Regions from separate parts of the Homo sapiens genome. Here region 2 is linked to region 1. The links are chromatin loops, found by intact Hi-C in ENCODE. Cell type or tissue: K562. All regions are shown on one strand. Each heading gives the region's core, and the rest is flanking DNA. Links, peaks and the distances in the headings are about the cores only.

Evidence for each region. Peaks named below come from ENCODE experiments on the same cell type or tissue, not always from the same donor. Only the 100,000 strongest peaks of a DNase experiment are listed, where the experiment ranks them.
Region 2: a loop joins it to region 1, with 2.3 times the contacts of the local background. A loop is called at or near these places in 6 of 110 quality-filtered maps.

What each region holds. Positions count from the first base shown.
Region 1 is chr1:220,101,787-220,117,405 of GRCh38, forward strand. It overlaps IARS2 (isoleucyl-tRNA synthetase 2, mitochondrial), which reads left to right. Exons shown (of 23, transcript NM_018060.4): 4 at 343-491; 5 at 577-626; 6 at 709-818; 7 at 901-991; 8 at 1,661-1,776; 9 at 4,105-4,274; 10 at 5,275-5,365; 11 at 9,000-9,151; 12 at 12,528-12,688. LOC105373475 (a long non-coding RNA gene) reads right to left here and starts at 10,806. Exons shown (of 2, transcript XR_922613.3): 1 at 10,655-10,806; 2 at 9,791-10,334. RefSeq lists an enhancer at 12,887-13,056. In K562, for the core only: a CTCF peak has its summit at 11,552 (motif pointing right); a DNase peak (open chromatin) is centred at 11,575.
Region 2 is chr1:219,829,953-219,845,920 of GRCh38, forward strand. It overlaps a transcript of LOC105372926 not described here. Among named protein-coding and RNA genes, the nearest start is that of SLC30A10, 91 kb to the right of the region's middle. RefSeq lists enhancers at 3,042-3,987, 9,083-9,826 and a silencer at 5,461-5,661. In K562, for the core only: a CTCF peak has its summit at 7,978 (motif pointing right); a DNase peak (open chromatin) is centred at 7,979; H3K27me3 peaks cover 1,076 bases.

The DNA of each region.
Region 1 (15,619 bases), core at 7,313-15,312:
TCAGGAGATCCAGACCATCCTGGCTGACACAGTGAAACCCCGTCTCTACTAAAACTACAAAAAAATTAGCCGGGCGTGGTGGCGGGCGCCTGTAGTCCCAGCTACTCAGGAGGCTGAGGCAGGAGAATGGCGTGAACCCGGGAGGCAGAGGCTTGCAGTGAGCCGAGATCATGCCACTCGCGCCACTGCACTCTAGCCTGGGTGACAGCGAGACTGTGTCTCAAAAAAAATTTGCATTCTAAACTGTCTGTAGCATTTGCATTTAGAGAGATACATGCTAAACCATGTTTAAGAATTCGAATTCATTGGTTTTTTAAAATCTTTTTTTCGTCTTTTTTTTAGCTAGATCATTTGCTAAAGCAGCCATTGAGAAACAGAAATCAGCATTTATTCGTTGGGGAATAATGGCAGATTGGAATAATTGCTACTATACATTTGATGGGAAGTATGAAGCCAAACAGTTGAGAACTTTTTACCAAATGTATGATAAGGTAAAGAAGTATTTTTTCTCTTTGAGTAGGTTTTAGTATGCGTTACAAGATTCTACTTTTAACATCATATTTTTGTCTTTTATAGGGCTTGGTTTATCGATCTTACAAACCTGTGTTTTGGTCTCCGTCATCTAGGTATATATGCATTTTTCGGTAATTAAAAGGGAGAAATTTGTGAGGCTTCCAAGTATTTATGTTTAATATTTTTAACCCTTAGGACTGCATTGGCTGAAGCAGAACTTGAATATAATCCTGAGCATGTCAGTCGTTCAATATATGTAAAATTTCCTCTCTTAAAGCCTTCTCCAAAATTGGCATCTCTTATAGGTAAGATTTATTCATAGCTTGAGTGTACCAAAGTTATAGAATTATCCCATTTGCTAACATATTTACAATTGTATTTTCACAGATGGTTCATCTCCTGTTAGTATTTTGGTCTGGACCACACAACCTTGGACGATTCCAGCCAATGAAGCTGTTTGCTATATGCCTGAATCAAAGTGGGTATATTATTGCATTTTTTGTTTTATACACAAATAGAATGTATTCCATTATTAACATTATTTTGAATTTATTTTATCCTGTTTATTATTGTAAAATTTAATGAATTATAACTTAGTTATTATGTTCATATAGATTTTATTAACCTTTAGGTGATCCTTTTTATGACCTTATCCAGCTTTTCGGGAAAATGAAATAGAAGTATAAGTTACAAAGTGTTTTGAAAATAGTACAGTTTGATCTTGAAGTCAGTTTTTTCTTTTTTCTTTTTTTTTTTGGAGACCGAGTTTTGCCTTTTGTTGCCCAGGCTGGAGTACAGTGGCATGATCTTGGCTCACCACAACCTCCACCTCCCGGGTTCAAGCAATTTTCCTGCCTCAGCCTCCCGAGTAGCTGGGATTATGGGATTACAGGCATGCGCCACCACGCCAGGCTAATTTTGTATTTTTAGTAGAGATGGGGTTTCTCTATGTTGGTGAGGCTGGTTGCAAACTCCCAACCTCAGGTGATCCACCTGCCTTGGCCTCCCAAAGTGCTGGGATTATAGACATGAGCCACCGCGCTGGCCTGAAGTCAGTTTTTTCTAAAATGATTATTTAAAAATTAAAATGATATCTGTGGCTTTTCTTGTTTCATTATTAGTAATTTCTCCTAAAATTTTATGTTAGGTATGCTGTTGTGAAATGTTCTAAGTCTGGAGACCTCTACGTACTGGCGGCAGATAAAGTAGCATCTGTTGCTTCTACTTTGGAAACAACATTTGAGACTATTTCAACACTTTCAGGTGAAGATTTTTAGATATCTGACAACATAGTCATCAAAGTATTGGGCTGACTTGAATTTACTACTTTGCTGAACTGCATATTTTGAATTGAAACAGATATGGCCTCTACCTTTCTAGAATACATTTTACATTGATTACACTAAAGGAGAATATACATTAAGCATGATAGGAGTATAGAAAAATATGAATATTGATAAATGTACAACAGGTAAAACTAATTTCTGGCAATATCCAGTAGTTACTTGGTAAAATTTTATGCAAAATTAATTTTTAAAATTGTTTTTATCTGTTTTAATAAAAGTAGCAAGAAAGGAAATGCATATACTTATTTTTCGATACATAATTTTAATAAAGGATTGAATAAGTTCTGAAAATTATTCAGAAAGCAGTTCTTCTATCAAAGGAATTTTATTTTATTTTATTTTTTAAAGAGACAGGGTCTCATGCTGTTGCCCACTGCTGGAATGCAGTGGTCCAGTCAGCTCATTGCAGCCTCAAACTCCCGGGCTCAAGCAATCCTCCTGCCCTGGCCACCCAAGTAGCTGGGACTATAGGCACATGCCACTGCACCCGGCTAATTTTGAAAAAATATTTTACAGAGATGAATTCTTGTTGTGTAGCCCAGACTGGTCTGGAATTCCTGGGCTCAAGTGATCTGCCTGCCTTGGCCTGCCAAAGTGCTGGGATTAAAGGCGTAAGCCACTGTGCCTAGCCCAAAATAATTCTTTGTGAGCTATAATTTGGGACTTTTGAGGTAGTGACTGCTTTGAAATATAATTATGGAAGTCTAGGGAAGTTTAAAATTAGCTTTTTGTTGTTGTTGTTCTTCATTTTGTTTTGAGACGTGGTCTTGCTCTGTTGCCCAGGCTGGAGTGCAGTGGTGCCATCTTGGCTCACTGCAGCCTCTGGATCCTAGGCTCAAGTGATCTTCCTGCCTCAGCCTCTTGAGTAGCTGGGACTACAAGTGTGTGCCACCATGCTGGACTAATTTTTAATTTTTTTGGTAGAGATGAGGTCTTGCTACATTGCCCAGGCTGGTCTTGAACTCCTGGCCTCAAGTGATCCTCCTGCTTTGGTCTTCCAAAGTGCTGGGATTATGGGCATGAGCCACTGTGCCTGGACTAAAATTCTATTTTATTTTATTTTATTTTTAAAGAGATGAGGTCTCACTATGTTGCCCAGGCAGATCTTGAACTCCTGAGCTCAAGTGTTCCTCCTGCCTCTGCCTCCCAAAGTGGTAGGATTATAGACGTGAGCCACCATGCCTGGGCTAAAATTATCTTTGATCCTTAGGTATGATATATCTTTTAATTTCTTGCTAAAAAATCTATCACATGAATAAAGATACAAAAACTGCCTAGAAAGACTGCCTAGCTAAATAGGAAAGCCCTCTAAATTAATCAGTTCAGATACAAGCCAATGAGAAGTTTAAACAACCTTAACAAAAATAAAAAGATTTTTATGTCAGAGGCAGGAAAGGAGCTTAAGAATTTTGAAGACCATTTGGTCCTCTTTGGTGCAATAGGGTAATAAAAATAAAAACCAAGATAATAATTTACTTCACACCCTCTCTCACTGTGTTGCCCAGGCTTGTTTCAAACTCCTGGGCTCAAGCAATCTTCCTGCCACAGCCTCCCAAAGTGCTGCAATTACAGACATGAGCTACTGCACCCAGCCCCCTGCTCTTTTATAAATGCAGAGGATATTAAAGACTTCATTGTCAAGTTATACATTATCATAGAAGCTAAAAATCACAAGATTTTTGAAAGTGTTAAGGTTGAATTTAAAGATCTTTTGTCTAGATAGCATAATTGTTTCAAATTCTTACTATCAGATAATTATTGAGTTGCTATTTGAGTCACCATATTGTGGAGGAGTATATATATTATCCCTGTCAAAATAAGCTGGTGTCACGTAGCTACTACTTATTAAAGTAGTAGGAATGTTGAAGAGCTAAAAATGAAGTAATTTGTATGGGGTAGGTTTTCTTTCCGGAAAAAAATGAATTATTTCTTATCAATTACTTAGAGATCATTTTGGGAGGGTGGTGAGGGAGAATATTAAGTGGTAGATGCAGTAAGTATCAAAACACTTAAACTACATTAACTCTGTTTATTCTCACAGAAACCCTCTGAGGTGGGAACCATAATTATCTGCATTTTATAGATTATAGAAGGTCACAGAACAAGTTAAAGGGGAAGCTGGAATTTAAGCCTAGCCAGTATTGTTCTAGATTCTGCACATTTAACCTGATACTCTATTGCTAAGCTTAAGGAGATAGATTTGCCATATAAAATGATTCTTAATAGTGGTTTTCTTTCCCCACAGGTGTAGATTTGGAAAATGGTACTTGCAGTCATCCATTAATTCCTGATAAAGCCTCTCCTCTTTTACCTGCAAATCATGTGACCATGGCAAAAGGAACGGGATTGGTTCACACAGCCCCAGCTCATGGTATGGAAGACTACGGTGTAGCGTCTCAGCACAACCTGCCCATGGTACTGTTCCTCTTTTATCATTTTTAATTATTCATCTTAATAAAAGGAAATGATAAATTCTAACCAACATCTTCATTTTTTAAAAATGATGACTTTTGTCATCATAATTGTGAAATGCTCAGGTTTGTGTAGTACTCTAAAGTTTCATTAATTCGTACTAATTGAAAAAGATTTCCCAGAATTAATAGAAAATTAGCACTTTAGAATTGAAGAATATATATCATGGGGCACTTTTAAAATACTTTTTTTCTAGTATCAAGTCACATAGACAAATTACTTTTATTCCCTGAAAAAGCCTGTTTGTTTTAGCTAAACAGTCCTTTCTACATTTACTTTACATACTTCAGTTACTTAGCAAGTATTTCCGTTTAGTTAAAAGGTGAGTCAGAAAGGGAACAACTGTGTATATAGGCATAGATTTGGAAACAATAGAGACCACTCAAAGATGTTTTAATATATTTTGTTACTTTTGTTATTAAAGTTTATGGATATGCTTCAATAACACATTTTGGCTTTGGTGATTTAAATGTATAAAATTCACAAATTCCTATTTCCTTTTCTTTTCTTTTCTTTTTTTTTTTTTTTGAGAGGGAGTCTTGCTCTGTCGCCCAGGCTGGAGTGCAGTGGTGTGGTATGATCTCGGCTCACTGCAACCTCTACCTCCAGGGTTCAAGCGATTCTCCTGCCTCAGCCTCCCGAGTAGCTGGGACTACAGGTGCACACCACCATGCCTGGCTAATTTTTGTATTTTTAGTGGAAGTGGGTTTCACCATGTTGGCCAGGCTAGTCTCAAATTCCTGACCTCAAGTGATCTGCCCACCTCGACCTCCCAAAGTGCTGGGATTATAGGCCTGAGTGCCGCGCCCGGCCAAGTACCTAGAATTTCAATGTAGAAAAAGACCAGGCTATACTGAGATGTTTTTATATATATTGTTTTGCCAGATATTGTCATAAGAGAAAATGTCTTGATATTTTAATTGTTCAAAATGATACTTTATAGGATTGTCTAGTGGACGAAGATGGAGTTTTCACAGATGTTGCAGGTCCTGAACTTCAAAACAAGGCTGTCCTTGAAGAGGGAACTGATGTGGGTGAGCATCATATCTGTTGATATCATACATGTTTTCTGAAAAGTAGGTAGCAGTAACCTTTGCTACCTATTTTCCCTCCTTATACTTTAACAGAAACAAAAAAATAAATTATGTCTTGTTTTGCCATATGTTTTAAAATGGAGTTTGGGACTTTTTCATCTTTTGCTTTGAAGCTGCTTTATTTAAGCAAGTCAGGGCAGTCAACAGGGAGTGAAGTTATTTTAGGGCTATGGAGATAATAATCAGCAGTATTACTTTTGTGGAAGGATACAATCAAGATCAGGGCTGGATGTTGACTGTAAATTACACATTCCCTACTCACTTTTTAACCCTTGTAAATAACTGACCTATATGGCATGATTTATGTATTAGAATCTTGGGAATCCTCCAGCCTTGAATTGTCTTTCTGTCTTCCTTTACAGATTCAGAGACCAAGTGCTATGAAAACCTTTCTTTGCCCACACTAAGACTAAGGCTATTTAGACCTGATATATTACTTTTCTAGGGCTACTGTAAAAAATCACCGTAAACTTGGTAGTTTGAAACAACAGAAATTTATTCTCTCAAGTGCTGGAAGCTAGAAGTCTAAATTCATCGTACTGGCAGGACCATGTTTTCCTGAAGGTTTTATGGGAGAATCCTTACTTGCCTCTTTCTAGCTTTTGGTGGCTCCTGGAAATCCTTGGCATTCCTTGGTTTATAACTGCGTTACTCCACTCTCTGCCTGTCTTGTCACATGGCCTTCTTTAGATCTTACTTGTTTTTTCGAGACAATCTCACTTTCTCACTCAGGTTGATGTGCAGTGGCATGCTTTCAGCTCACTGCCACCTCTGTGTCCTGGGTTCAAGTGATTCTTGTGCCTTAGCCTCCTGAGCAGATGGGATTACAGGCATACACCACCACACCCAGCTAATTTTTTTTTTTTTGAGACACAGTCTCACTCTGTTGCCCAGGCTGGAGTGCAGTGGTGTGATCTCAGCTCACTGCAACCTCTGCCTCCTGGGTTCAAGCAATTCTCTTGCCTCAGCCTCCCAAGTAGCTGGGATTACAGGATACACACCACTACTCCTGGCTAATTTTTGTATTTTTAGTAGAGATGGGGTTTCACCATGTTGGCCAGGCTGGTCTTGAACTCCTGACCTCAGGTGATCTGCCCACCTTAGCCTCCCAAAGTGCTGGAATTACAGGCGTGAGCCCTCACTGTGTCAGGCCATAATTTTTTTATTTTTTATTTTATTTTTATTTTTTTTTTAAGACGGAGTCTCGCTCTGTTGCCCAGGCTGGAGTACAGTGGCACGATCTTGGCTCACTGCAAGCTCTGCCTCCTGGGTTCATGGGTTCTCCTGCCTCAGTCTCTCGAGTAGCTGGGACTACAGGCGCCTGCCACCATGCCCAGCTAATTTTTTGTATTTTTAGTAGAGATGGGGTTTCACCATATTAGCCAGGACGGTCTCGATCTCCTGACCTCGTGATCCACCTGCCTTGGCCTCCCAAAATGCTGGGTTTACAGGCATGAGCCACCGCACCCGGCCTATTTTTTATTTTTAATAGAGACAGGGTTTCACCATGTTGGCCAGGCTGGTCTCAAACTCCCAGCCCCAAGTGATCCACCTGCCTAGGCCTCCCAAAGTGTTGGGATTATAGGTGTGAGCCACCGTACCCAGCCACCTTCTTTAGGTCTTAAATGTCTCTCTGTGAATCCTCTTTTTTTTTTTTTTTTTTTTTTTTTTATTGGAGGGACTGGTTCTTTATTTCAAAAAGACACTTGTCAATATTCAGTATCAAAGCAGGTGGACTATTGATTTCTGTTTCTCCCAATCGGCCCCAAAGAGACTATATCAAAGGACAGTACGTTTTAAGCCAGTATGCTGCAGGATGTACACCTGACAGACTTTACAGAAACCTTATCGGAAAGTGGGGATTGGGTAGGGAAAGAAACTTTAAAAGATCAGCAAACTGCCAGCCCGGCCAGGCACGGTGGCTCACCCCTGTAATCCCAGCGCTTTGGGAGGCTGAAGCGGACATATCACGAGGTCAGGAGTTCGAGACCTGCCTGGCCAACATGGTGAAACCCTGTGTCTACTAAAAATACAAAAAATTAGCCAGGTGTGGTGGTAGGTGCCTGTAATCCCAGCTACTCTGGAGGGTGAGGCAGGAGAATCACTTGAACCTGGGAGGCAGAGGTTGCAGTGAGCTGAGACTGCACCACTGCACTCCATCCTGGGCAACAGAGCGAGAGTCCATCTCAAAAAAAAAAAAAAAATCTGCCAGCTCACAGACTGTAGAGGGCTGTCACAGTCAAACTGGGTGGCCAGGGTGCCACCCAAAGAAGCAAAGTTTCAAAATAATACAAAAATTTAAAAAAGTTTTGTACATAAGCTATTTAAGATTTCTCTAGCATTAACTGATATTAAGCACAATGAGATGGCACTTTTAGAGACAGCAGCTTCAAACCCAGAAAAGGGTAATGAGATGAGTTTCACATGGCTGAATCAGTGGCAAAAACATAATCTTCTTTCTATCCTCCTCTAAGAACACCAGTGCTCCCTAATGCAGTGTGACCTCATCTAAACTTGATTACATCTGCAGAGGCCTGATTCCCAAGTAAGGTCACATTCACTAGTGCTGGGGGTTAGATCTTCTTGGGGACACAGTTCAACCCACTACACCTGGTTTCCTCCAGATTACCTGGAGACCATTTTAAGATTCATGGCATGAAAGATTATGGATCTAAACTTCAAATGTAGAATTCTAGATATAATCTGTTCATCTTTTCTTTGACGTGAAAAGAGGTAGAAGTGGCATAATTTGGAGTCTGATTAAGATTTTACAGTCCGTGCTTTTTTTTGCCAGGAGAATCCCAGAGCACGCCTTTGATACCTGGAAGGTGACTACTCTTTTTTATTTTATTTTTTTTTGTGAGACAGAGTCTCGCTTTGTTGCCCAGGCTGGAGTGCAGTGGCACAATCTCGGTTCACTACAGCCTCCGCTTTAGCTTAGGTTCAAATGATTCTCCCACCTCAGCCTCCCAAGTAGCTGGGATTACAGGCTCACACCACTGTGCCCTGCTAATTTTTTTGTATTTTTAATAGAGATGGGGTTTCACCATGCAGGCCAGGCTGGTCTTGAATTCCTGACCTCAAGTGATCCTCTCGTCTCTGCCTCCCAAACTGTTGGGATTACAGGCGTGAGCAACCACGCCCAGCCAAGTTGACTACTCTTTTATTTTTTGAGACGGAGTCTCGCTCTGTCACCCAGGCTGGAGTGCAGTGGCACGATCTCGGCTCACTGCAACCTCTGCCTCCCAGGTTCAAGCGATTCTCCTGCCTCAGCCTCCTGAGTAGCTGGGATTATGGGCACACACCACCATGCCCGGCTGATTTTTGCATTTTTAGTAGAGACGAGGTTTCACCATGTTGGTCAGGCTGGTCTCGAACTCCTGACCTCGTGATTTGCCTGCCTCAGCCTCGCAAAGTGCTGGGATTACAGGTGTGAGCCACTGTGGCTGGCAAGGTGACTACTCTTATTGCCACCTGTTGCTGCAGATTTAGTATTTTCTGGAAGTTTAGAGCATTTTTAGGATTTTCACAGTACTTTTTAATTATGTCTAATTTGGTGTTTTTTTTTTTAAAGTTATAAAGATGCTTCAGACTGCAAAGAATTTGTTGAAAGAGGAGAAATTGGTGCATAGCTATCCGTATGACTGGAGGACCAAGAAACCTGTGGTTATTCGTGCCAGCAAGCAGTGGTTTATAAACATCACGGATATTAAGACTGCAGCCAAGGTATAAAAAGCATCCTGTTTTAACAGGTCGGGCATATCATTCCCTCAGTATAAAGGGGCTGCATGTGAGGTTGAGGTGGGGTTTCAGGAGTAATAGGGATTGCTGCTATTATGATTTAGTTTCATAACATTGTAGAATTTTAGATCTGGAAGGACCTTGGACTTCCATTTTTTCATTATACATGTGTGAGAAATGAGGCATAAAGAGGTTGAGTGATTTGTCCACATCACACTGTTAGTAGATAGACTTTCTTGCCCAGTGTAGTCAAAGTTGCATAGAATTTGGACAGAACTGTGTTACCTAGTTTAACCTCCCACTGCCTCTGTTTCCTCATCTATATAAAGTGGTAATAATGCGTATCTCATGGAGTAAGGAAATTCGAGTTTCCAGAATATGGTCTGATACATAATAAGCAGTCAGTAAAACTTTTTTAAACCCTTTGCTTCCTTAAGATTGAAATTACAATCAATTAAAAAAGTTACTGTTCTGCTTACAAAGGAAGCATATTAAAAAGAAAAACTAACAATATGAAAAATATACAAAGTTGTTGCTTTGGAGCTAACAAATACTTATAATTGGTATTTAAATACTTAATATATATTTGAGCCCTTTCATTTAATATGTATCTTTCTATATGGGTATATATATATATATATATATATGTGTGTGTGTGTGTGTGTGTGTGTGTAAACATCTCTCACAACTTGATTCTATTTAATGAAAGAGCTTAAATATATATGTGTTAACCAGGTTGAATATATAGATATTTTGCTTTACAGTTTGAAAGATACTACTGTATTTAGCTGGTTCATTTATTGGCCTGGCAATTTGGGGTCCTTGCCAAAGCTTTTTATAGCAGTTTATACTTTCTATACTTGTGTAATGTGGACAACTATAATATATAGTGCATTTTGGTTTTTTCTTCATTTAAAGCCTCTCTTCCTTATTTGTCAATGTTAAAATTTGTAAATTGCAGCTCTGCACCGATTTTTGGTTGTAGAACATCTAAGTCTGACGCAATATATTTAAGCCAAGTTTTTTTTTTAACTTTTTTGTAAAGTTAAAAATTGTTCTTTGTAGAAGTAGTGAGAATAGGATAATGTATTGTCGTATTCCCATCACTCAGTTTCAACAATAATCAACTTTTGGTTAATTTTGTTTTTATCTACACCCCTCCGACCACCTACTTTTTTTTTTTTTTTTTTTTTGAGACGGAGTCTCGCTCTGTCGCCCAGGTCGGACTGCGGACTGCAGTGGCGCAATCTCGGCTCACTGCAAGCTCCGCTTCCCGGGTTCACGCCATTCTCCTGCCTCAGCCTCCCGAGTAGCTGGGACTACAGGCGCCCGCCACCGCGCCCGGCTAATTTTTTGTATTTTTAGTAGAGACGGGGTTTCACCTTGTTAGCCAGGATGGTCTCGATCTCCTGACCTCATGATCCACCCGCCTCGGCCTCCCAAAGTGCTGGGATTACAGGCGTGAGCCACCGCGCCCGGCCCGACCACCTACTTTTTACCCCTTAACAATTGGATTATTTTAAAGCAAATTCCAGGCACTATTTCTTCCATATTATATATTGTCCCGGCGATATTTTAGCACATATATTTGAAAGATAAGCTCTTTTTTTTTTTTTTTTTTTTTGAAACAGGGTCTTGCTCTGTCACCCAGGCTGGAGTGCAGTGGTGTGATCTCAGCTCACTGCAACCTCCACCTCCTGGACTCAACCTATCCTCCCACGTCAGCCTCCTGAGTAACTGGGACTACAGGCCTGTGCCACCACATCTGGCTAATTTTTGTATTTTTTCTAGAGATAGGGTTTTGTCAAGTTGCCCCGGTTGGTGTCGAACTCCTGAGCTCAAGCAGTCTGCCTGCTTCGGCCTCTCAGAGTGCTGTAATTACAGGTGTCAGCCAAAGATAAACTCTGTATTTATTTATTTATTTTCTTGAGATGGAGTTTCACTCTTGTTGCCCAGGCTGGAGTGCAGTGATGTGATCTTGGCTCACAGCAGCCTCCACCTCCTGGGTTCAAGCAATTCCCTGCCTAAGCCTTCTGATTAGCTGGAATTATAGGCATGCACCACCATGCCCGGCTAATTTTTTTGTATTTTTGGTAGAGACGGAGTTTCTCCATGTTGGCCAGGCTGGTCTTGAACTCCTGAGCTCGGGTGATCCGCCCTCCTCAGCCTCCCAAAGTGCTGGGATTACAGACGTGAGCCACCATGCTCGGCCAAACTCTTTAAAGCATAATTCCCATGCCATTATCACCACCTTTAAAAAGTAATAGTTATTCCTTAGCAAAATCAAATATCTATTCAATATTCACATTTCTTAGACTTTTAAACCAAGTATGGTATTAATCAAATTGATTTGTAGAGATTTTGCCATTCTGCCAATAGGTGGTGCTACAGAGAGCTTTGTGGGAGGGGACTTCTGGTAGTTACGGTGAGTGAGGAAACCATTTAAACCTTCTTTGAAAATGTAAAAATGCTTTTATTAATGGATAGAAAGATTTTTTAAAATGAAGTTAACATTTTGACCTTTTTGGAGACTATTAGTAAACATTTTTGCTATACAGTTAATCTTTTGCTAGTTGACAAATTAAATCAAATGGTAGCAGTTTTCAACCTTATTTTGGGAATGGAGGAAGGGAGCTTTCTTGAGAGGAAGTAACTGTTAGCCATTTGTCGATAGATATATATATATAGAGAGAGAGAGAGATTTATTTTAGAGACAGGCTCTTGCTCTGTCGCCCAGGTTGGAGTGCACTGCCATGCTCATAGCTCACTGCAACCTTGAACTCTTGGGCTCAAGTGATCCTCCCACCTCAGCCTACCAAAATGCTGGGATTACAGGTTTGAACCACATACTTGGGCTTATTTTGAGAAAGTGTTTTCTGTGTTGTAAACTATATTATGTAAAATTAGGTATATCGCAATCTTTTTTTGGCAGTCTACGATAGTAATTTATTTTTTAAGCATTTTAAAAAATGGTGGAAATCAAGTTTGAATTGATTTTAACTATAGTTTAGTGAAGTATAATAGTTCTATGAAAGCTTTTATTACCAGTTTTGATCTAGGGTTGGTGTAAATTAGAAATTGGTATGAAATCTTTTGTAACATTGTTAAAAAATGCAACAATGCTCCTGATATTATCACTGCTCCCGATATTATTTATTAAGTTCTTCGCGGCTCCATTTTTACTTTGCCTTATTTGCTCTGAAATCTTTTAGTTCTTTAGTTGTTTTTTTGAGGGGAGGGTAAGGGAGGTATGTGAATGGCTACAAACATCCAAAAGAAACAAATGCATTTGGAAAATTGACTGTTCTAGAATACTTGTTCTGCTTTCTCTCACAAGACTTGATTTATGAATTAATTGCAGGAATTGTTAAAAAAGGTGAAATTTATTCCTGGATCAGCACTGAATGGCATGGTTGAAATGATGGACAGGCGGCCATATTGGTGTATATCAAGGCAAAGAGTTTGGGGTGTTCCAATTCCTGTGTTTCATCATAAGACCAAGGATGAATACTTGATCAACAGGTAGAATGCTTTCTAAAATTTTTTAGTGTTTTAAAGTGAAATATTTTTTCTTCAAAAATTGAAAAATAATGTGGATGATTAAGAACCGTTTATATATGTTAAATAAAATATGCTAAAATAGTCTTTTGGGGGACTAAAATATAAGTTCAAAACAATTCTATCATACAGTTAAAATATTAACTAGATTTTCTTAAATATTGATACTTAGAAGTAAAGTCTCTGACTTTTTTTCTATGAGAATTTATTGGGCTGTATTAAGGTATCATGGATCCAAAGATGGACAGTGTTTAGCAGGGGAGCCTGAAATGTATTTTTTCTAAAGGAATGAAGAGAATCACTCTCACATTCTGAGTCTGCTTTCCTTTTCAGTGGAAATGGGATTATGTAATTGTGTAGATACTTAAAATTTAAGAAATTGTAGTTAAATGCACATGATTACACTGATGATTATATTCCCAGTTTTTCCCTTTTTTTTTTTTTGAGTTGGAAAGGTAATAGATGGACATAGTGAACAATTCATAGTAGAAAAGCTTGTACACTGAAAAGTAGGCTTTTTCCTACTCCAGGTATCCAGAACCTTTTTTTGAGGCAGTCATTGTTTACAGCTGTTTCTGAATCTTTCCAGAAAAAATGAATTCTTCTGTCAGCACATACATATGTTTATACAAAAGAGAGTATCTCTATCTTCTGCTCTGTGCCTAGATTTTTTTCACTTTATGTGTTATGATTTATTCCAAATCACTACACATAGATCAGCCTCATTCTTAAGCTTTATTAAAGCATACTTTACATACTATAAAATTCATGGCCAGGTGCGGTGGCTCACGCCTGTAATCCCAGCCCTTTGGGAGGCCGAGGCTGGTGTATCATGAGGTCAGGAGTTCAAGACCAGCCTGGCCAAGATGGTGAAACTCCATCTCTACCGAAAATACAAAAATTAGCCAGGCATGGTGGCGCGGGCCTGTAATCTCAGCTACTCCGAAGGCTCAGGCAGAGAACTGCTTGAACCTGGGAGGCAGAGGTTGCAGTGAGCCAAGATCGTGCCACTGGACTCCAGCCTGGGTGACAGAGTGAGACTCTATCTCAAAAAAATTAAAAAAGAAAAATTCATTTATTATAAGTGATTTATAGTAAATTTGTTAAGTTTTACAGCCACTATCATAATTGTGTCTTAGAATAATTCTTTTATCCCGAACAGCTCCCTTTTGTGCTTTTCGAAAGAGAAGTTGCTTGGAAATCTGTGAGCTTTGGAGAATGGCAACTGAATTTGAACCCAGGCTTTGCCATTCACTGTGTGTGAGACTGAGGAATTTACTTAGCCTCTGGCTCCTCTATAAAATAGGAAAAGCAATGGTTGCAGGTAGACTGTTATGAATACTAAATAATAAATGCAAACTACTTGGTGTAAAGCACAGTATTCCATAGATGATGAGCTATTCATGTATTCACTTAAGAAACATTGTTATGTGGGCACAGTGGCTCATGCCTGTAATCCCAGCACTTTGGGAGGCCAAGGCGGCAGGATTGCTTGAAGCCAGCTGTTCAAGATTACAGTGAGACCCCATCTCTACAGAAAAATTTAAAAATTAGCTGGTGTGGTAGTGTGGGCCTGTAGTCCCAGCGACTTGGGAGGCTAAGGCGAGAGGATCGCTCAAGTCCAGGAGTTTGAGGTTATAGTGAGCTATGATCATGCCAATGCACTCCAGCCTGGATGACAGAGCAAGACACTGTCTCTTCAGAACGAAACAAAACAGAACACATTGTCAAGCACTTAGTACGTGTCAGTGCTAGGAACTGCTAGTTGCTACAGTGAACAAGACTGACATGGCCCCTGTTTTTAATGAGATAATAGTCTAGCTAGTTTATCTTCTAGTAATATTAGGGAGGCTTTGAGTGTTGTTGCTGTTTTTCACAGATGTGGAGAGGGGAATGTTAATTCTTCCTTTTAGGAACACATTCCAGATTTTCATTTTCTTTGAGCAATTTTTTTTAATTTGGTGAATGGAATTTTTTCTAAATTATGCTATTAAGAAGTTTAAACTTTTAAGTAGACTTGAGGAGTAAGAGTATGTTTTAGGAAAAGAAAGTAGAGGCTAGAGACTGGAAAGTCATTGGAAAGCTATTTCAATATTATTATAAGTTGGATCTGAGGTAAGACTTTAGGAATAATCTAAATATTGTTGCTGTGGTGTTCTTACAGAGCTTGGTCAGATGTAAACTACTAATATCTTAATACTTACATTAAGAATTAATGTAAATTCTGTCCAGTTCAGATTATTTTATTTTATTTTTGATACAGTCTCACTCTGTCACCCAGGCTGGAGTGCAGTGATGTGATCTTGGCTCACTACAACCTCCACCTCCCAGGTTCAAGTGATTCTCCCTCCTCAGCCTCCTGAGTAGCTGGGACTACAGGCACGCGCCACTGACTTGGCTAATTCTTGTATTTTTAGTAGAGATGGGCTCTTGCCACGTTGACGAGGCTGGTCTCGAACTCCTGGCCACAAAGGATCCATCCACCTCTGCCTCCCAGAGTGCTGAGATTACAGGCATGAGCTACCATGCCCAGCCTCAGACTTAGTTTAAAAGAAAAAGAATTAAAGTGATTATACCTGAGACGAGTTTCCACAAACATTTGTTTAAAATTTCACACTGGAAAGTTTTTTTTTTTTTTGGAAAGTTTTATAAGCCATGTCATTGTCTCCTCTTCTTTTTTTTTTTTTTTTTTTTTTTTGAGATGGAGTTTCACTCTTGTTTCCTAGGCTGGAGTGTAGTGGCACGATCTCAGCTCACTGCAATCTCCGCCTCCCAGGTTCAAGTGATTCTCCTGCCTCAGCCTCCTGAGTAGTTGGGATTAGAGGCATGTGCCACCACGCCCGGCTAATTTTATATATATATATTTTTTAGTAGAGACGGGGTTTCTCCATGTTG
Region 2 (15,968 bases), core at 3,488-11,487, 280 kb before region 1:
TCCTGATCTTCCCCCACCCCCAAAATATGCTCCTCTCAGGATCTTCCCCTTTCAGTTAAGTGACAGCCCCTTCCCGCCTCCATTCTCCCAGTTGCTCAGGCTGAAATCCTTGTCTCTTTTTCCCAGTCATCCACAGCCCATCCATCAGCAAACCCTTTTGGTTTTACTTTCCAAATAGAACCAGCCTTTTCTCACCATTTCTACAAGTACCACCAACTACAAAAAAGCATCATCTTTTTAATTTTTTTTTTTATTTTTTAGGAGCAGGGTCTCACTCTGTCACCACGGCTGGAGTGCAGTGGTGCAATCATAGTTCACTGCAACCTCAAACTTCCAGGCTCAAGCAATCTTCCTGAGTAGCTAGGACTACGGGGCGTGCCACCATGCCCAGCTAATATTTTTATTTTTTGTGTGTAGAGACTAGGTCTCACAATATTGCCTGGGCTGGTCTTGAACTCCTGGCCTCAATGGATCTTTCTGCCCCAGCCTCCCAAAGCGCTGGGATTACAGGCATAAGCCACCACACCAGGCCTCATTTGTCTCTTGCTCGTAGTATTAAATAGCCTCCTAATGGCTTCCTGCTTCCTTCTTATCTCCTCTGCAGTCCTTTCTCCACAAAGCAGCAAGAAGTATCTCTTTTTTAAATAAAATACTTGTGTGTGTATTTTATAAAAACACGTGGCCTTACATAATCTCAGCACAATTATCAAAATCAAGAAAATTAGCACTGATAGGATACTATTATCTAATCCCCAGTTGATAGTCATATGTAATTGATTGTCCCAATAATGTCCTTTAATAGCTCCCACCTACCCCAGTGCAAGATCCAGTTCTATATCACATCGTGTATTTATCTGTTATGGCTCTTTGTTCCCGTTTAATCTGAAATGATTCCTTAGCCAATTTTTTTGTTTCTTAGCCTGAATATTTATTTAAAAAAATATAAACCAGTTATTTTGGAGAAGGCTTCCCAGTCTGAATTTTTCTGATATTTCTCCATGATTAGGATTCAGGTAATGCCTTCTGGAGGGCAGAAAAACCATGAAAGAGATGTGGTGCCCTCAGTGCTTCCTTTCCAGAAGCACACAACGCTAGTTTGTCTATTTTTCGTCATATTAATGGTGATTCTTTATGAACATCTGACAATGTTCTTCAACCATAAGTACGTTCCTGCTTTCTCCCCCGTACTTCCTTTGCAGGTAAATACCTTAAGGTTATGCAAGTAACTGTTCAATCATCAAACTTTCAATCACTAGTTTTGGCATCCATTGATAATTTTCTAAATTCACTGTCCCTTCTACATTTATGAATTGGCAATACAATGTAAGGAGAAACATTTTTGTCCCTCCAATTTATTTATTTATTCACCCATTCATTCATTTACCTTAGTACAAACTCATAAACCTTAACTGAATTTATTGGTTTATAATCCCAATTTTATGCTAAAATTGGTCCAGATTTGGTAAATAAAACCTCTTTAAGCTAGTTGCTATGTCCTGTTTATTATTATTATTATTATTGTTATTATTATTATACTTTAAGCTCTGGGATACATGTGCAGAACGTGCAGGTTTGTTACATAGCTGCACACATGCCATGGTGGTTTGCTGCACCCATCAACCCGTCATCTACATTAGGTATTTCTCCTAATGCTATCCCTCCCCTACCCCCAACCCCAGATAGGCCTAAAACCATAAAAACCCTAGAAGAAAACCTGGGCAATACCATTCAGGACATAGGCATGGGCAAAGACTTCATGACTAAAACACCAAAAGCAATGGCAACAAAAGCAAAAATTGACAAATGGGATCTAATTAAACTAAAGAGCTTCTGCACAGCAAAAGTAACTATCATCAGAGTGAACAGACAACCTACAGAATGGGAGAGAAAATTTTTGCGATCTATCCATTTGACAATGGGCTAATATTCAGAATCTACAAGGAACTTAATTGAATTTACAAGAAAAAAACAAACAACCCCATAAAAAAGTGGGTGAAGGATATGAACAGACATTTCTCAAAAGAAGACATTTATGCGGCCAACAAACATATGAAAAAAAGCTCATCATCACTGGTCATTAGAGAAATGCAATTCAAAACCACAGTGAGATACCATCACATGCCAGTTAGAATGGCGATCATTAAAAGGTCAGGAAACAACAGATGCTGGAGAGGATGTGGAGAAATAGGAATGCTTTTACACTGTTGGTGGGAGTGTAAATTAGTTCAACCATTGTGGAAGACAGTGTGGCGATTCCTCAAGGATCTAAACCAGAAATACCTTTTGACCCAGCAATCAGATTACTGGGTATATACCCAAAGGATTATAAATCATTCTACTATAAAGACACATGCACACGTATGTTTACTGCAGCACTGTTCACAATAACAAAGACTTGGAACCAACCCAAATGCCTATCCATGATAGACTGGATAAAGAAAATGTGGCACGTATACAACATGGAATACTATGCAGCCATAAAAAAAGACGGGTTCATGTCCTTTGCAGGGACATGGATGAAGCTGGAAACTATGTTCTTTTTTTCAAAAAAAATGAACTTTTTATTTTGGAATAATTTTATATTTATAGAAAAGTTACAAAGATGGTAGAGAGCTCACATATACCCCTTACCCAACTTCTCCCACTATAACCATTTTACATTACCATGGCACTGTTCTCAAAACTAAGTAACCAGCAGTGGTACATTACTATTAACTACACTCCAGACTTTATTAAGGTTTACCACTTTTTCCACTAAGGCCCTTTCTCTGCTCCAGGATCCAAGGCAGTATGCCATGTTGCATTTTGTCCTCGTGTCATCTTAGTCTACTCTACTCTCACAGTTGTTCAGTCTTGCCTTGTATTTCATGACCTCAAAAGTTCTGAGAAGTACTGGTCAGGTAATTTTTAGAATATACCTCAATACAGGTTCATCATATGTTTTCATCATGATTCAACATGGATTATGGGATCTGGAAAAGAATACCACAGAGATGAGGTCCTCTCGTCATCATAGCAAAACAGGAAGTAGTGTGGTAGCAACATGACTTATTACTGGTGATGTTAAACTTGATCATTTTGGTTAAAGTAGTGTTTGCCAGTTTTCTCCACTGTAAAGTTACTATTTTCCCCTTTCTATATCTACTCACTGGAAATCAGTCACTATGTCCAGTTCACACTTTTGGAGAGTGAGGAGAGGGTAGATTATACACACATACTATCTGAAATTCTTCTGTAATGAAAATTTATTGCTCATCCTTCATTAATTTGATTATTCAATTATTTATGTATAGCAACATAGGCTTATGTACATTTATTTTATACTTGTGTTATAATTCAATGCTACATTTAAAAAAAAATTACTGTTTAAATTCTTCCAGTTTTGGCCCCCAGGAGCTCTTTCAGGTTAGTATGTCTGTCCCATGCATGCCTACATGCTTTTACTTTCTGAGCACTTCCTTATTTCCTGACACTACAAGACTCTCCAGGCTCATCTTGTATTTTTCGCACTCTTGCCCTAGAATCAGCCATGTCTCCAAAAAGCCCTGGCCCCTTTCACTGAAAAACAATCTTTAGAAAAAGCAAGATCTGAGTGTTCAGCGTGCTCATTGCTCCTGGGGTGGCACTGGCTCTAGACCAAGAAACTTCCTTTTAAACCATAAGCGAGAGAGGCATGGTGGTGAGAGATGAGGCTTGAACACCCACTGGGTTTTTGTTGTGCTGATCTCAGTAAGGACCAAAGCAGTAATTTACATTCTAGATCCTCTGGGAAAACAGAATAAATCCCACAGATGAGTTAGTTGGGAGAAAAACATGAACATAGGTGATGCAGTGCATGCCAGAATTGAGAGAACTAGATGAAAAAGGAGTGTGCAAGGACAGGCCTGGTGTATGCCTGTGCCCAGTGAAATTATAAATCGCATGCTCTTTGCACCCAAAAGTGTCCCCATTTGGACTACAAATTACCTGGTCAACTTAGAAACTGCCTTGAAGATGAGATTTGTGATAGCTGAGCCACTGATTAAGAATATTACAATGTTTTGCTGTGTCAAACAATGTAATCATTCCTTTGCACATTTTATAGAAATTTTTATAAAGATTTAAACCATATTTCAGTGTTTCTTGGATGTCAAATGTGCCTCCGTTAAATGTGCTTCTTTTCTCTTTGGCACCTAGCTGTCCTCCCCAGGCTAAGCCCTCCCTCCAAAGAGGAAAAGAGCTCCATCTGAAAAATCCATTTGCTACAAGAGATAGAAAGAAGTTATTTAGGCAGATAGTATGGGTAAGAGAGTCCTCAGCAGAATTTCCCTTTTAATGAAAAACAGCCTCAAACTCGTTTCTTTTCTAACAACTGCCTGAAAAATCGAGCTGCAGACATAGATACAAGCAAGCTAGAAGCTTGCACAGGTGAATGCTGGCAGCTGTGCCAATAGGAAAGGGCTACCTGAGAGCCAGGCATGTTCCACATGGAGGCTCTATCTTCCCTTTTCTTTGTCACCACGTGTACAGTAAGGAAACAGGCAACATGGCATCAGCCAGATAGAGAACCCATCTGCATAATAAAAGATTAGGGTGGGGTGGCCAGCTTTTTCATGCCCTATGCAAATGGCACATCTAGCCCTAACCAGTTTTTCGCACCCTATGCAAATGACACACCTGGTCCAACCAATCTTTTGTGCCCTATGTAAATCCAATACCACCTCCTCAAGCTCATCTATAAAACCTGATGTATTTCACAATGGACCAGAAAACCTGCTCGGGACCCCTCTCTCTGCAGGAGAGAGCTCTTCTCTTTCTTTCACCTATTAAACCTCTGCTCTTAACCTCACTGCTCGTGTGTCCGTATCTTTGATTTCTTTGGCGTGGGACACTGAACCTCGGGTATTACCCCAGATGAATGATGCTGCTTTGCATTGTTTCTATAGTCAATTGACCTCATCAATTGTGCTCAGTTTATAATCTCTGAACTTTTTCTACCTGAGGCCCTTTTGGTGTCCTAGGAGAAGATATGACAAATAGGAGGAAAGAAATTTAGAAATTTACCTTCTTTTTTTTTTTCTTCTTGAGACGGAGTCTTGCTCTGTCGCCAGGCTGGAGTGCAGTGGCGCAATCTCTTCTCACTGCAACCTCTGCCTCCCAGGTTCAAGCGATTCCCCTGCCTCAGCCTCCCAAGTAGCTGGGACTGCAGGCACATGCCACAATGCTCAGATAATTTTTTTGTATTTTTGTAGAGATGGGGTTTCACCTGTTGGCCGGGATGGTCTTGATCTCCTGGCCTCGTGATCTGCCCGCCTTGGCATCCCAAAGTGCTGGGATTACAGGCGTGAGCCACAGCGCCCAACCAACAAATTTACCTTCTAACCATCTTTTCTCGCTTACCCCATCCTCTTTCAGCTTGACCTGTATCTTGGGTAACATCTTAACCTTATGTCCACAGCTTCCTCCACTGTGTGTCCTCGCTTCACTTCAACACACCATCTTGAAGGACACAGGACACAGGTAGCATGGGAAGTAAGCTTCATGCAAGGATCTAGAGTTCAGATTTTGACATTTGAAACCACTACTGTTTATGCAGCAAGAAAAAGAAAAAGTTTTCTTCTTAGATTAAAAAAAAAAAAGGCAGAGCAAACTATACAGTGTAATTTGAAAACTCCAGCTGTCCACCCAACAAGAAAAAGGAGTCCAGTAATTCCTGGCAATGACAGAAATTTGGTGAATGTACATAGTGCTAAATTTGGAATCTAGCTGAACACTCATTTTTAAATTGGTTTTATGAAACAATGATTGCTCTAGAAAGTGTGGTCCTAGAAAATTTAATCAACTGCAAAAGAACCAATAGAGTTTGTGAAGGCTTGACAATTAAATCGTTTTAAATATTTAACTAAAAGGGTCTCCTGGTTTCTTTCAAAGTTGTACCAGCAAGGGTTACCTAAGTGCAAGCAAGCCCAGGTGACATTTTTATATTTCCAGGAAACTCTTGTGCCAGGATTCAGCCCTTAGAGAATGATCAAATCTTCATTAAAACTCCCAAAAGTAGGAATTGAGACCAGGAAATAAGACATTCTCACTCCACCAGTGTGTTTAGTGCCAGAGCTCAAACTGTGAGAGCTGCTCAGGAAAAGGTCTTAGACCTGGCAAAGGATGTGTTGTAAAAACCCACAGCCCCCATAGCGACCTGCCCCATTTCCTGCAGAAAGAGGCAAGGACCTGCCCAGAGCCAGAGGTCAGAAGGTAGCTGTGGAGTAGCCCTGCTCAAGTGGCCTCCTTAACCTGGTGTCCTGAGAATGTGGCTCAGAGCCAAGCCTGGGAAAATCTGGAGAGTCCATCTGAGGTTCAAGGTACAGTCCCTTCCTCTCACCACCTCCTTCTTTTGGGGGGCTGTGGTCGGGAGGGTGGTTTCAGGAAGCAGGGTCTTGCTCTGATACCCTGGCTGAGTGCAGGGGCACAATCACAGCCCACTGGGGCCTCAACTTCTTGGACTCAGGTGATCCTTCCACTTCAGAATCCCGAGTAGCTGGGACTACAGACATGCGCCACCCTGCCTGGCTAATTTTTTTATTTTTTGTAGAGATGTGGTCTCGCTATGTTGCCCAAACTGGTCTCCAACTCCTGGGTTCAAGTAGTCCTCCCACTTCAGCCTCCCGAAGTGCTGGGATTACAGGCATGAGCCATCTTACCCAGCCTCTTTCTTCAATCTCAGGACCAGGCTCTACCCTGGAGTGACTGTACCAATGGCAGGTATCAGAATCAATTTATTTTCATGCTTCACCTTTTCATGCTTCACCTGCCTATGTTCACAATTCAGAGCAATAATTCCAATGAGAGTTTCATCATCACCTCTCTATTTTTCACTGATGGTGTTGTCATTATTGGGGTTAGGGCAAAGTGGGGCATAATAGCAAAGACATGAATTCAACTTAAGTGTCCATCGACAGAGGATTGGATAAAGAAAATGTAGCATATATACACAAAAGAATATACACTGCCATAAAAGAGAACGAAATCACATCTTTTGCTGCAACATGGATGGACCTAGAGGTCATTACCGTAAGTAAAAACATCTCAGAAACAAAGCCAAATACCGCATGTTCTCACTTAAAAGTGGGTGCTAAATAACATGTACACATGGACGTAGAGTGTGCAATAATAGTCACTGGAGACTCAAAAGGGTGGAGAGGTGGGAGGGGTGAGGAATGAGAAATTAATTACTTGATGGGCATGACGTAGGTTATTTGGGTGATGGTTACACTAAAAGCTGAGACTTTACCATTGTGTAATATATCCATGTTAAAAAAAAAAACTGCACCTATACCCTTTAAATTTATACAAATTTTATAAGAAAGTGAAGAAGTAGAATTGTCAATGAGTGCCAATTGTTAATCAGGAGACTCTTGTTCTGATACTACTACAACTTACCATTGGATTTGAGAGATGTTGCTTAGATTCTTCAGGAGTCAGTTTTCCCATCTATAGAATGAGAGTCCGGAGCAGGTAAGTATAGTGTAATGGAAAGTCCACAACACTGAGTCACAATTCCTGGTGTGAAACCTAAAGCACCTAATTTAGCCTTCCTTTGCCTAACTCTCCTTTCATTTAAAATGGAGATAATAAGATCTGTGTTGTCTATTTTTCAGGGCTACTTTGAGGGTCAAATCATGTGAGAGTTCTTTAAAAACTTTTCAGCGATACATAAACATACAGCGTTACTCTAACTGTTGCTGCTTTACCATTGTCTTCTAAGTTCCCTTTACATTCTAAAATCATGATTTCAAAGTCTTTCAACATGAAATACTGTACCTGGCATTCCCTTAACTCTTTCATGGTCTTTCATGTATTCAGCCTTGGAATGTGATCTTAGAACAAATGAACCAAAGACAACACCAACATCCACCTCTGCTTTCTCGCTCTTTCAAGTTCTAACAGTCGAGAATGTGAATGCTCAGTTACTTAGAATAAAGATCGTCCAGTAGATGGTGCTGCTGTCTCTGAAAATGGACTGAGAAACCAAAGCGACTTCATCTTCCCTACTAAAAAGTTTGGAGAATACAGTTGAGGCCAGTCTATGGAGAGCCTTGAGTGGTAATCAAAGAGTGTTTGAGTTATTGTCTATTCAGTGTGAGGTCAGTCCACAGTGTGAGCCGAAAAAAAACAATGATGAAAGACATTAATTGGAAAAGTTAATTTGATAGAAAACTAAAGGATAGGATGTAGAAGACAGTGACCTGTTCAAGCGTGAAAAGACAGAAAGGCCTTGAGTTTCCAGAGTCTATAGACAAGTAATAAAATGCATAACAATAATAACAATAATTTAAGTAATATTAATTTTTAATAAGTTAATATCAACATAATTATTATTATGAAGCACTGTTCTAATCACTTTACATAATGTTAACTATTTAACCTTCACAATAAAGCTATGAAGGAGGAATTGTTATTATGCCCATATTATAGAGGAGTAAACTGAGGTTGAGTAACTTGCCCAGAGTCACTCAGCTCATACATGGACTTGAGCTGAGATTCATATCTAAGCAGTAGGCTCCAGAGTGTGTGCTCTGGTGACCTACACTAAAATGGCTTCATCTTTTACAGCCCCCATGGTAAACAGCAATAACATCGAACAAATCATCGAACAATAACATCCACTAAATGGATGATTAGAAAAGAGTAAGATGACAGTCCGGCCTTTCCCACCCTGAATTTAAGGTGAGGACAGGGTGTACCTCACTTAAACCAATGAAGTCATTTGGTCCATTCACTATCTTAATCAACATGGGATTCCCTTTTACAACTTTTCAGAATGGTTATTATAAGGTCGAAAATGAAAGGCAAGGTCATTTTCTCCTAAGACTTCATCTTTTCCTTACAACCAAATTGGCCTTTGTTTGTCAGGCTTAAAATCAAGGTGAAAGGTTCCTTCACTGCTTCCTCTGTGTATAAGAGATAGTGTTGGCTCCATATCTGTTCACCCATCCACCCATTTTTTAACATAGCCACATCTTGACTTCTTACAGGAACAAGGACAAGTTGGAGGTAGAGAGGGGAAAAATCTAGTGCATAGCATTTATTTTTGATGTAACAGTGTATTTTGTCATTTTTTCATTTGTATTTTCAAGTGCATCTCATTGCAAAGTGTTCAGGTCACTTTGCTCTTTGAAGGCTCTCTAATTGACATTAAATCCATAATGTATTGACGTAGAGTGAATTATAGGAACCTAACAGTAAGAGAAAGGAAAGAGGAGCCACTTATGAGTTGAACTGTCACGGAGCTGCTGTTCCTTCGGCACTACTGAATGCAAATTCTTGGTATGTTCCTAAGGATGCTAGACTTCCCAGTCTACAGAATTTGAGATCTTTCTGTTGAAAAATAAGAAATGTTGGGGGGGTGGCGCCAAGATGGCTGAATAGGAACAGCTCCCGTCTACAGCTCCCAGCTTGAGCGACACAGAAGACGGGTGATTTCTGCATTTCCATCTGAGGTACCGGGTTCATCTCACTAGGGAGTGCCAGACAGTGGGCGCAGGACAGTGGGTGCAGCACACCGTGCGCGAGACGAAGCAGGGCGAGGCATTGCCTCGCTCGGGTAGCGCAAGGGGTCAGGGAGTTCCCTTTCCTAGTCAAAGAAAGGGGTGACAGACGGCACCTGGAAAATCGGGTCACTCCCACCCTAATACCGCGCTTTTCCGACAGGCTTAAAAAATGGAGCACCACGAGATTATATCCCGCACCTGGCTTGGAGGGTTCTATGCCCACGGAATCTCGCTGATTGCTAGCACAGCAGTCTGAGATCAAACTGCAAGCCGGCAGCGAGGCTGAGGGAGGGGCGCCCGCCATTGCCCAGGATTGATTAGGTAAACAAAGCAGCGGGAAGCTCGAACTGGGTGGAGCCCACCACAGCTCAAGGAGGCCTGCCTGCATCTCTAGGCTACACCTCTGGGGGCAGGGCACAGACAAACAAAAAGACAGCAGTAACCTCTGCAGCCTTAAATGTCCCTGTCTGACAGCTTTGAAGAGAGCAGTGGTTCTCCCAGCACGCAGCTGGAGATCTGAGAACGGGCAGACTGCCTCCTCAAGTGGGTCCCTGACCCCTGACCCTTGAGCAGCCTAACTGGGAGGCACCCCGCAGTAGGGGCAGACTGACACCTCACACGGCCGGGTACTCCTCTGAGACAAAACTGCCAGAGGAATGATCAGACAGCAGCATTCACAGTTCACGAAAACCCGCTGTTCTGCAGCCACCGCTGCTGGTACCCAGGCACACACGGTCTGGAGTGGACCTCTAGCAAACTCCAACAGACCTGCAGCTGAGGGTCCTGTCTGTTAGAAGGAAAACTAACAAACAGAAAGGACATCTACACCAAAAACCCATCTGTACGTCACCATCATCAAAGAACAAAAGTAGATAAAATCACAAAGATGGGGAAAAAACAGAGCAGAAAAACTGGAAACTCTAAAAGGCAGAGCGCCTCTCCTCCTCCAAAGGAATGCAGCTCCTCACCAGCAACGGAACAAAGCTAGATGGAGAATGACTTTGATGAGCTGAGAGAAGAAGGCTTCAGATGATCAAACCACTCCGAGCTACGGGAGGAAATTCAAACCAAAGGCAAAGAAGTTGAAAACTTTGAAAAAAATTTAGACGAATGTATAACTAGAATAACCAATACAGAGAAGTGCTTAAAGGAGCTGATGGAGCTGAAAGCCAAGGCTCGAGAGCTACATGAAGAATGCAGAAGCCTCAGGAGCCAATGCGATCAACTGGAAGAAAGGGTATCAGTGATGGAAGATGAAATGAATGAAATGAAGCGAGAAGGGAAGTTTAGAGAAAAAAGAATAAAAAGAAACGAGCAAAGCCTCCAAGGAATATGGGACTATGTGAAAAGACCAAACCTACATCTGATTGGTGTACCTGAAAGTGACGGGGAGAATGGAATCAAGTTGGAAAACACCCTTCAGGATATTATCCAGGAGAACTTCCCCAATCTAGGAAGGCATGCCAACATTCAAATTCAGGAAATACAGAGAATGCCACAAAGATATTCCTCAAGAAGAGCAACTCCAAGACACATAATTGTCAGATTCACCAAAGTTGAAATGAAGGAAAAAATGTTAAGGGCAGCCAGAGAGAAAGGTCGGGTTACCCACAAAGGGAAGCCCATCAGACTAACAGTGGATCTCTCGGCAGAAACTCTACAACCCAGAAGAGAGTGGGGGCCAATATTCAACATTCTTAAAGAAAAGAATTTTCAACTCAGAATTTCATATCCAGCCAAACTAAGCTTCATAAGTGAAGGGGAAATAAAATACTTTACAGATAAGCAGATGCTGAGAGATTTTGTCACCACCAGGCCTGCCCTAAAAGAGCTCCTGAAGGAAGCACTAAACATGGAAAGGAACAACCGGTACCAGCCACTGCAAAATCATGCCAAATTGTAAAGACCATCAAGGCTAGGAAGAAACTGCATCAACTAACGAGCAAAATAACCAACTAACATCATAATGACAGGATCAAATTCACACATAACAATATTAACTTTAAATTGTAAGTGGACTAAATGCTCCAATTAAAAGACACAGACTGGCAAATTGGATAAAGAGTCAAGACCCATCAGTGTGCTGTATTCAGGAAACCCATCTCACGTGCAGAGACACACATAGGCTCAAAATAAAAGGATGGAGGAAGATCTACCAAGCAAATGAAAAACAAAAAAAGGCAGGGGTTGCAATCCTAGTCTCTGATAAAACAGACTTTAAACCAACAAAGATCAAAAGAGACAAAGAAGGCCATTACATAATGGTAAAGGGATCAATTCAACAAGAAGAGCTAACTATCCTAAATATATATGCACCCAATACAGGAGCACCCAGATTCATAAAGCAAGTCCTGAGTGACCTACAAAGAGACTTAGACTCCCACACCTTAATAATGGGAGACTTTGACACCCCACTGTCAACATTAGACAGATCAACGAGACAGAAAGTTAACAAGGATACCCAGGAATTGAACTCAGCTCTGCACCAAGTGGACCGAATAGACATCTACAGAGTTCTCCACCCCAAATCAACAGAATATACATTTTTTTCAGCACCACACCACACCTATTCCAAAATTGACCACATACTTGGAAGTAAAGCTCTCCTCATCAAATGTAAAAGATCAGAAATTATAACAAACTATCTCTCAGAACACAGTGCAATCAAACTAGAACTCAGGATTAAGAAACTCACTCAAAACCGCTCAACTACATGGAAACTGAACAACCTGCTCCTGAATGACTACCGGGTAAATAACGAAATGAAGGCAGAAATAAAGATGTTCTTTGAAACCAATGAGAACAAAGACACAACATACCAGAATCTCTGGGACACATTCAAAGCAGTGTGTAGAGGGAAATGTATAGCACTAAATGCCCACAAGAGAAACCAGGAAAGATCCAAAATTGACACCCTAACATCACAATTAAAAGAACTGGAAAAGCAAGAGCAAACACATTCAAAAGCTAGCAGAAGGCAAGAAATAACTAAAATCAGAGCAGAACTGAAGGAAATAGAGACACAAAAAACCCTTCAAAAAATTAATGACTCCAGGAGCTGGTTTTTTGAAAGGATCAACAAAATTGATAGACCGCTAGCCAGACTAATAAAGAAAAAAAGAGAGAAGAATCAAACTGACACAATAAAAAATGATAAAGGGGATATCACCACCGATCCCACAGAAATACAAACTACCATCAGAGAATATTACAAACACCTCTATGCAAATAAACTAGAAAATCTAGAAGAAATGGATAAATTCCTTGACACATACACCCTCCCAAGACTAAACCAGGAAGAAGTTGAATCTCTGAATAGACCAATAACAGGCTCTGAAATTGTGGCAATAATCATTAGCTTACCAACCAAAAAGAGTCCAGGACCAGATGGATTCACAGCCGAATTCTACCAGAGGTACAAAGAGGAACTGGTACCATTCCTTCTGAAACTATTCCAATCAATAGAAAAAGAGGGAATCCTCCCTAACTCATTTTATGAGGCCAGCATCATCCTGATACCAAAGCCGGGCAGAGACACAACCAAAAAAGAGAATTTTAGACCAACATCCTTGATGAACATTGATGCAAAAATCCTCAATAAAATACTGGTAAACCGAATCCAGCAGCACATCAAAAAGCTTATCCACCATGATCAAGTGGGCTTCATCCCTGGGATGCAAAGCTGGTTCAATATACACAAATCAATAAATGTAATCCAGCATATAAACAGAACCAAAGACAAAAACCACATGATTATCTCAATAGATGCAGAAAAGGCCTTTAACAAAATTCAGCAGCCCTTCATGCTAAAAACTCTCAATAAATTAGGTAGTGATGGGACGTATCTCAAAATAGTAAGAGCTATCTATGACAAACCCACAGCCAATATCATACTGAATGGGCAAAAACTGGAAGCATTCCCTTTGAAAACTGGCACAAGACAGGGATGCCCTCTCTCACCACTCCTGTTCAAACATAGTGTTGGAAGTTCTGGCCAGGGCGATTAGTCAGGAGAAGGAAATAAAGGGTATTCAATTAGGAAAAGAGGAAGTCAAATGGTCCCTGTTTGTAGATGACATGATTGTATATCTAGAAAACCCCATTGTCTCAGCCCAAAATCTCCTTAAGCTGATAAGCAACTTCAGCAAAGTCTCAGGATACAAAATCAATGTACAAAAATCACAAGCATTCTTATACACCAATAATAGACAAACAGATAGGCAGATCATGAGTGAACTCCCATTCACAATTGCTACAAAGAGAATAAAATACCTAGGAATCCAACTTACAAGGGACGTGAAGGACCTCTTCAAGGAGAACTACAAACCACTGCTCAATGAAATAAAAGAGGATACAAACAAATGGAAGAACATTCCATGCTCATGGGTAGGAAGAATCAGTATCATGAAAATGGCCATACTGCCCAAGGTAATTTATAGATTCAATGCCATCCCCATCAAGCTACCAATGACTTTCTTCACAGAATTGGAAAAAACTACTTTAAAGTTCATATGGAACCAAAAAAGAGCCTGCATCACCAAGTCAATCCTAAGCCAAAAGAACAAAGCTGGAGGCATCACACTACCTGACTTCAAACTATACTACAAGGCTACAGTAACCAAAACAGCACGATACTGGTACCAAAACAGAGATATAGATCAATGGAACAGAACAGAGCCCTCAGAAATAATGCCGCATATCTACAACTATCTGATTTTTGACAAACCTGACAAAAACAAGCAATGGGGAAAGGATTCCCTATTTAATAAATGGTGCTGGGAAAACTGGCTAGCCATATGTAGAAAGCTGAAACTGGATCCCTTCCTTACACCTTATACAAAAATTATTTCAAGATGGGTTAAAGACTTAAACGTTAGACCTAAAACCATAAAAACCCTAGAAGAAAACCATTCAGGACATAGGCATTACCATTCAGGACATAGGCATGGGCAAGGGCTTCATGTCTAAAACACCAAAAGCAATGGCAACAAAAGCCAAAATTGACAAATGGGATCTAATTAAACTAAAGAGCTTCTGCACAGCAAAAGAAACTACCATCAGATTGAACAGGCAACCTACAAAATGGGAGAAAATTTTCGCAACCTACTCATCTGACAAAGGGCTAATATCCAGAATCTACAATGAACTCAAACAAATTTACAAGAAAAAATCAAACAACTCCATCAAAAAGTGGGCAAAGGACATGAATGGACACTTCTCAAAAGAAGGCATTTTACATTTATGCAGCCAAAAAACACATGAAAAAATGCTTACCATCACTGGCCATCAGAGAAATGCAAATCAAAACCGCAATGAGATACCATCTCACACCAGTTAGAATGGCAATCATTAAAAAGTCAGGAAACAACAGGTGCTGGAGAGGATGTGGAGAAATAGGAACACTTTTACACTGTTGGTGGGACTGTAAACTAGTTCAACCATTGTGGAAGTTAGTGTGGCGATTCCTCAGGGATCTAGAACTAGAAATACCATTTGACCCAGCCATCCCATTACTGGGTATATACCCAAAGGACTATAAATCATGCTGCTATAAAGACACATGCACACGTATGTTTATTGCGGCACTATTCACAATAGCAAAGACTTGGGACCAACCCAAATGTCCAACAATGATAGACTGGATTAAGAAAATGTGGCACATATACACCATGGAATACTATGCAGCCATAAAAAATGATGAGTTCATGTCCTTTGTAGGGACATGGATGAAATTGGAAACCATCATTCTCAGTAAACTATCGCAAGTACAAAAAACCAAACACCGCATATTCTCACTCATAGGTGGGAATTGAACAATGAGAACACATGGACACGGGAAGGGGAACATCACACTCTGGGGACTGTTGTGGGGTGGGGTGAGGGGAGAGGGATAGCATTAGGAGATATACCTAATGCTAAATGACAAGTTAATGGGTGCAGCACACCAGCATGGCACATGTATACATATGTAACTAACCTGCACATTGTACACATGTACCCTAAAACTTAAAGTATAATAATAATAAAATAAAATAAAATAAAAAAGAAAAATAAGAAATGTTGTATATATTCAAATCATCTTAACATATCATTTCATTCAAATGCATGCTCTGAATGCATTGCTAGCTATTTAACCCTGGGAAAGATACTTACAGTCTTCTTCCCTCAGTTCCCTTGTCTATAAAATAAAACTGTCTAACTTGTAGGATAGTTTTTAAAAATAAATGAATTAATGCATGTAAAGCAGTTAAAACCATACCTGATACATAATAAGGGAACTGTAAATTTTAGCTCTATTTGTGTTACTTAATATCTCATTTGAGTCACATAACAACCTTATGAAATAAGATGGGTACACAGTATTATTTTAGTTTACAACTAGATTTCAGAAAGATTATGGGACTTTCCCACAATCATACAGCTAGTCAGTCTGAGAAAATT